2 separate regions of the Homo sapiens genome follow, and region 1 is linked to region 2. Evidence: chromatin contacts called from ENCODE Hi-C or POLR2A ChIA-PET data. All regions are on one chromosome and are shown on one strand. Each heading gives the region's core, a stretch centred on a gene start or an enhancer-like site at or near the end of the contact. The rest is flanking DNA. Distances are from core to core; before and after follow the strand shown. Region 1 has its middle 35 kb from the start of E2F3. Region 2 overlaps LOC101928573 (a long non-coding RNA gene).

Evidence for each region. Hi-C counts contacts between places; a loop is a spot of excess contacts on that map. ChIA-PET counts read pairs that join two places held with the same protein, here RNA polymerase II (POLR2A). Pooled maps may share reads with other maps.
Region 1: a map of CD8-positive, alpha-beta T cell shows a loop between it and region 2 (7-fold over the local background). The contact joins two enhancer-like sites. A Hi-C loop is called at or near these places in 8 of 168 maps with a recorded cell type or tissue (CD4-positive, alpha-beta T cell, CD4-positive, alpha-beta memory T cell, CD8-positive, alpha-beta T cell and 2 more), 4 of 37 single-sample maps with no recorded cell type and 14 of 50 pooled maps. POLR2A ChIA-PET finds 5 or more read pairs at or near these places in 21 of 52 experiments (CD4-positive, alpha-beta T cell, CD4-positive, alpha-beta memory T cell, CD8-positive, alpha-beta T cell and 13 more).

Annotation. Positions count from the first base shown.
Region 1 is chr6:20,365,132-20,368,221 of GRCh38, forward strand. No RefSeq gene overlaps it. Among named protein-coding and RNA genes, the nearest start is that of E2F3, 35 kb to the right of the region's middle. Within about 2 kb of position 1,485, at least 4 of the 41 ENCODE cell types and tissues checked have a DNase peak (open chromatin) inside an H3K27ac peak, as active enhancers do; they include CD4-positive, alpha-beta T cell and CD8-positive, alpha-beta T cell, where a contact is called at or near this core.
Region 2 is chr6:20,318,374-20,321,907 of GRCh38, forward strand. LOC101928573 (a long non-coding RNA gene) reads left to right here. Exons shown (of 4, transcript XR_007059489.1): 3 at 2,829-3,202. Among named protein-coding and RNA genes, the nearest start is that of E2F3, 82 kb to the right of the region's middle. RefSeq lists enhancers at 1,361-1,440, 2,181-2,230. Within about 2 kb of position 1,803, at least 13 of the 41 ENCODE cell types and tissues checked have a DNase peak (open chromatin) inside an H3K27ac peak, as active enhancers do; they include CD4-positive, alpha-beta T cell and CD8-positive, alpha-beta T cell, where a contact is called at or near this core.

The DNA of each region.
Region 1 (3,090 bases), core at 235-2,734, 46 kb after region 2:
CTTTGAGAGAGGGTCTCACTCTATTGCCCAGGCTGGAGTTCAGTAGCATGATCCTAACTCATTGCAACATTGAACTCCTGGGCTCAAGTGATCCTTCAGCCTCACCCTTCCAAAGCGCTGGGATTACATGCGCCACCATACCCAGCAAAGCTGCTGTATTTCTAGATCACTCTTTTTAAGTAAAAGCACATTTGCTTCTCCTAGTCGGTGAAGACCAGGATTTTCCAGAAATAGCCAGATTAGACACTAAACAAATAAACAGCAATGGAAGAAGAAAGGAAGATAATAGCTACTATGTATTAAATAGGTACAATGAGCTAGGCACTACTCTAAACATATCATACAAAATAACTCATTTAAGTTTCATAGGGACCCTAAGAGGTGGGTAAAATTAATTCTCATCATCCCGTTTTACATATAAGGACATAGAGGTACAGGAAACAGCAATTTGTTAAAATTTGCACAGCTAGCTAGTATGTGGTGAAAACAGAAACTGAACTCAAGCAGTCAGGCTCCAAAGTCTATACTGATAAACACTGTACTACATCATTTTTTCTCCAGGGACACCTGATTCTGTGGCTGGCTACAGCAAATTAGTTAGTGTGGCACATTGATCCGATTCCCTGATCTACCATTACTTCGGTTATTGAGGAGATATTTGAAGGCTGGAGGTATAATATGTTGCCATTTGATTGGGTGGCTGGAGAAGTATGGCTGTTTATGTGCAGAGCCTCGTAAAGAAAAAGCCAGCCCAGGAAAGAATTATAGCTTAATAAGGTCAGGGTTTTTATTTCATAAGGAGTTGGGTCTCATCCATATTAAAAGAAAAAAAAATGTAACCTTTGGATTAATATGGAGGAATGGTGTTGCTTCATAGCTAATTCCTAAGGAAGTAACAGAAAAAGTAAAAAAAAAAAAACTCCTCAAAATCCACCAGCAGCAATCAGACGAGGAAAGGAGCACATGCTAATACCATAAGCCTCCAAAAAGGTGGTACAGGAAGAAAATAAGATTCTGGAGCTAAGCAGGACAGCATCTTGGCAGGGCTACCAATCCCAACTCTTTCACTCATGGGCCATAGAATCCCAAGCATTCTCATCAGTATTCTAAATCTGCAAAGAGCCCATCGGTATGCTTTATCCTTATCTTTTCTGTCTTCTGACTGCAGTGAATGAAAATGGCTGCTGGGGAGAAATTGGGTGAAACAGTCAACTGGAGTAACATGAATGAGAAGACTCCAGGGCTGTACTCTTAATTGGAGAAGGGAGCCAAAGCCTGTGGAAATGGGTACACCAGAGGGATGAACTGAGATAGAAATAAGCCCGGAGCTCAGGTTTTCTAATGAAGAAACATAGAAACATAGTCTCTGCTGAGCTCCCCCTGCCATGCCCAGAGGGTGCAAAAAAACAGGAAACACCCAGCCGCAAATTATAGCACTTTGGGGAAAACAAACTGGTCTCAGATAAGGTGGGAAGGCAGTCACGAAGTCACCCACACTCCATCAGAGCAAACAGGGGGTTTGACAGAGCTGCCCGAACTTGAGCAAGATGAAAAGAATCAGCCCTGGCAAGGAGGCAGTGGTGCCTGCGGGGATGGGGGTGGAGTGGGGGTGGAAGAGACACAGCCTCACAGAAGACAAACACACACTACAGCCGGCCTGAGAATTCAACTCAAGGAAAAGAAGTGGGGCTGGGTGCAGTGGCTCACACCTGTAATCCCAGCACTTTGGGAGATCCAGGCAGGAGGATTGCTTTAGCCCAGGAGTTCGAGACCAGCCTGGGCAACATAGTGAGTGAGACCTCATCTCTACAAAAAAAATAAAAAAATTATCCTGGTGTGGTAGCTAAATTTTTTCCCCTGAGTAGACCCAGCCACTCGGCAGGCTGAGGTGGGAGGATCGCTTGAGCCCAGCAGGTTGAAACTGCAGTGAGCCATGATTACGCCATTGCACTCCAGCCTGGGTGACAGAGCGAGATCCTGTCACAAAAAAAAAAAAAAATGGCAAAGAAGGAATCACCCTTACCAGAGTCTCAAGCACAAGGCAGAGCAACCAGGTGATGAGGGCTTTCAGAAGAGGCCTACTACAGAGAGGGGACATTGAGGAGAAGAGGAGGGAGGGTAGGAGAATATCCACAGGAGGCTTCCTCTTATCCCTTTGTATGATTCAAGGGAGTGAGCGAGTCAGCTCCCATTTTAGGACCGTTCCATAAACCCTTCAGAAGACAGCTATTTGAGCACCACAACATGTAGGGCAGTAAGCTCTTTTCATGAATGAACTCATCTAATCCTCACAGCAACCTTTAGATAGATATGATTATTGCTCCATTTTAGAGATAAGGAAACTTGCCCATGAGCACACAACTCTGGTCCCAGCAGGCTCTGGGTCCAGAGGCCTATCCATTATACTTCCTTGGCTCTCCTTTACTCAAAGAGAGGTCTAATCTTGCTCCAGAGGTGGAGGACCCCATGGCTTTACCAGGTAGGCAGAAAAACTAACCACAGACTGCCCAGCCTGGGAGAAGTTATGAGTTCTTTGATCCTCCTCCCCACTCCTAACCCCCGAGAGTTGCTGGGGAGAAAGGAGGACAGTGGCTCCATCCGGTTACACTCTCACAAACAAACCATATTTTCTATCTAAATAACCAGCTGAAATTAATCTGCTCTCTATTAAGTGTTAAGATCTTTCTCTTAGGTAAATGAAAATCCCTTCACCAACAGGTTTAGCTTCCCAGGCTGTAGACTACACCCATGCATAAAACACCCACACAGGCACACAGGGCTTGCAGCAGTGTTTTACACAGACATAATTATGACTCACAAATAAGCATGGCTGGAGCTAAAGAGCTCAACTAGAAATTACATAAGCATGGATGACATCCATTTTCTACTTGAGGAGTACTAACATGAAGCATTGTGGATTGGAGATTAAATTAACAGAAGGCAGAGTAGGCCATTTATTTGATGAATTCCTGCAAGTGGGGATCTGTCTTATAATCATGGGTCCACTGTGGGGGTGTAATAGTTCACCAATTAACAATAAACCCAATGATAAACCCAAAGGTTGCTTGCAGGAAGGCCCCTGGCCTGCAA
Region 2 (3,534 bases), core at 553-3,052:
AAGAGGGACAAATGGGAGCTGAAATCCAGCTTGCACTCGAATATTCTGGCATGTGGCTGCCACCAAAAACAGAGACAGAAACATACTTGCGACGCATCTGCCTGCGGAGAGGACTTCTTCTGGTTTGCACAATGGGTCGGTGTGTGGTACCTGTAACCCTGGCACTGAGGTATGGTGCAAAAAAGGAAAAACACGTTTCCTCACTTCATAGCTTTTCTAGGGAAGAGAGATTGCAAAGAATGAAGTGTGATGATGGCTGTGAAGAAGGTCCCAGGCTCTGGGACACAGGACAAGCACGACTAACATAGGGGGTCAGGAAAGGCCGACACCTGCTGAGCGGGAGTTAGCTGGGTGAAGGGACAGTTGAGATACAACAGCGTGCTGTCAGCCCTCACAGCCCTCACTCGGTCTCGGTGCCTCCTCGGCCTCAGCGCCCACTCTGGCCGCGCTTGAGAAGCCCTTCAGCCCACCGCTGCACCGTGGGAGCCCCTTTCTGGGCTGGCCAAGGCCGGAGCCGGCTCCCTCAGCTTGCGGGGAGATGTGGAGGAAGAGGCGCGGGCAGGAACCGGGGCTGTAAGGGGCGCTTGCGGGCCAGCGCGAGTTCCGGGTGGGCGTAGGCTCGGCCGGCCCCGCACTCGGAGCGGCTGGCATACCTGCAAGCCCCGGGCAGTGAGGGGCTTAGCACCTGGGCCAGCAGCTGCTGTGCTCCATTTCTCGCCGGGCCTTAGCTGCCTCCCCGCGGGGCAGGGCTTGGGACGTGCAGCCCGCCATGTCTGAGCCTCCCCTACCCTCTCCTGACGGGCTCCTGCGCGGCCTGAGGCTCCCCTACGAGCGCCGCTCCCTGCTCCATGGGGCGCCCAGTACCATCGACCGCCCAAGAGCTGAGAAGTGCGGGCGCACAGCGTGAAACTGGCAAGCAGCTCCACCTGTGGCCCCAATGCCAGATCCACTGGGTGAAGCCTGCTGGGTTCCTGAGTCTGGTTGGGACTTGGAGACTCTTTATGTCTAGCTAAGGGATTGTAAATACACCAATCAGCACTCTGTATCTAGCTCAAGGTTTGTAAACACACCAATCAGCACTCTGTGTCTAGCTCAGGGTTTGTAAATACACCAATTGACACTCTGTATCTAGCTAATGTAGTGGGGAGGTGGAGAACTTTTGCCTCTAGCTCAGGGATTGTCAATGCACCAATCAGCACCCTGTGAAAATGGACCAATCAACTGTCTGTAAAACAGACCAATCAGCTCTCTGTAAAATGAACTAATCAGCAGGATGTGGGTGGGGCCAGATAAGAGAATAAAAGCAGACTGCCTGAACCAGGAGTGCCAAATTGCTCCACTATACTTTCATATTGTGGTGGTTATGTTTTTTGGGTTTAGGCTGCTTTTATGAGCTGAAAAATTGTGAAAGTACGTAGCTTTACTCCGGAAGCCAGTATAAGCTATGAACCCACGAGGAGGAAAAAACAATTTTAATGTATATTGCTTTAAGTGCGGTAAGTCACCACGAAGTATATGCAGTCTTTACTTCCGACCCGGCATAGACCATGAGCTCTCGAGAAAAACTGACCGCATCAGAAGGAACAAACTCCAGACACACTCTCCTTAACTGTAACATTCGTGTGACAACAACAACTTCCTTGTTGAAGTCAGACCAATTCTGGACACAGTGGTAGTGAGAGAGAACGGTATGGCAGTACCCTTCACTTGCTCTCAGTTCCTCTTTGTCCTCTGCTCATTCTGGTTGTGCTTGACAAGCCTTTCGGCTCAGCGCTATACCGTGGGAGCTCTTTAGCTGACTGAGGCCGGAAGCAGCCGCGTTGGGTTGCAGGGAGGTGCGGCAGGAGAGGCACGGGCGGGAACCTGTACTGCACGCAGGTGGGCGTGGTGAGCCTTGCACTGAGAGCAGCAAGGGGCTTAGCACCTGGGCCAGCAGCTATGGAAGGTGTGCTGGATTCCCCCAGCAGTGCTGGCCCACGAGTTCTGTGTTCAATTTCTTGCTGGGCCTTAACTGCCTCCTGGCAGGCTATTTGTATGGCTCAGGACCAGCAGCCCGTCATGCCTGAGTCTCCCCATCTTTTTGTGGCCTCCTGTGCCGCTTGAGTTTCCCAGATGAGCGCTGCCCCCTCTTTCAGGGCACCTGGTCCCATCCGCTGCCCAAGGGCTGAGGAGTGGGGGGGTGCGTGGTGTGGGACTCATAGGTAGCTCCACCTACAGCCCCAGTGTGTGATTCCACTGGGTGAAGCCAGTTGGGCTCCTGAGTCTAGTGGGGACTTAGAGAATCTTTGTCTAGCTAAGGGATTGTAAATACGCCAATCAGCACACTGCGTCTAGCTCAGGGTTTGTGGATGCACCAGTCGGCACTATCTGGCTCAAGGTTTGTAAATGCACCTATCAGCCCTCTTGTCTGCAAAGTTTGTAAATGCACCAATCAGCGTTCTGTCTACAAGGTTTGTAAATGCACCAGTCAGCACTCTGGCTACAAGGTTTGTAAATGCATCAATCAGCACTCTGTCTAGCTCAGGGTTTGTAAATACACCAACTGACACTCTGTGTCTAGCTAATCTAGTGGGGAGGTGGAGAACTTTTGTGTCTAGCTCAGGAATTGTAAATGCACCAATCAGCACCCTGTCAAAACGGACCAATCAGCTGTCTGTAAAACAGACCAATCGGCTCTCGGTAAAATGGACCAATCAGCAGGATGTGGGTGGGGCCAGATAATAAAAGCAGGCTGCCGGAGCCGGCAGTGGCAAGCCGCTCGTGTCCCTTTCCACCCTGAAAATTTTGTTTTTTTGTTCTTTGCAATAAGTCATGCTGCTGCTCCCTAGGTTCACCCTGCCTTTGTGAGCTGTAACACTCACCGTGAAAGTCTGCAGCTTGACTCTTGAGCCAGTAAGACCAGGAGCCCACCAGAAGGAGGAAACTCCGAACACATCTGAATATCAGAAGGAACAGAACACATCTGAATATCAGAAGGAACAAACTCCGGACACGCTACCTTTAAAAACTGTAATACTCACCGCGAGGGTCTGCGGTTTCATTCATGAAGTCAGTGAGACAAAGAACTCACCAATTCCGGACACAGTGGGAGCAAAGGCATGGCAGGAGGAGAGAACTGCGTGTGTGAGGAATAAAAACAACATGTTGCAATTGAGGAAGGCGTGAATTTATGGGGAGAATACAGAGATGAAGACTTAAAACGGTAAGAGAGGACGGGTGCACTGGCTCACGCCTATAATCCCTGCACTTGGGGAGGCTGAGGGTGGGGGTATCACTTAAGGTCAGGAGTTCAAGACCAGCCTGGCCAACATGGTGAAACTCCATCTCTACTAAAAATACCAAAATTAGTCCGGGCGCAGTCGCCTGCGCCTATAGTCTCAGCTACTTGGGAGGCTGAGGCAGGAGAATCGCTTGAACCAGGAGGTGGTAGGTGCAGTAAGCTGAGATCATGTCACTGCACTCAAGCCTTGGTGACAGAACGAGATTCCACTTCAATAAAATGAGAAAACAATATATTGGCCAAAAAAATTAATG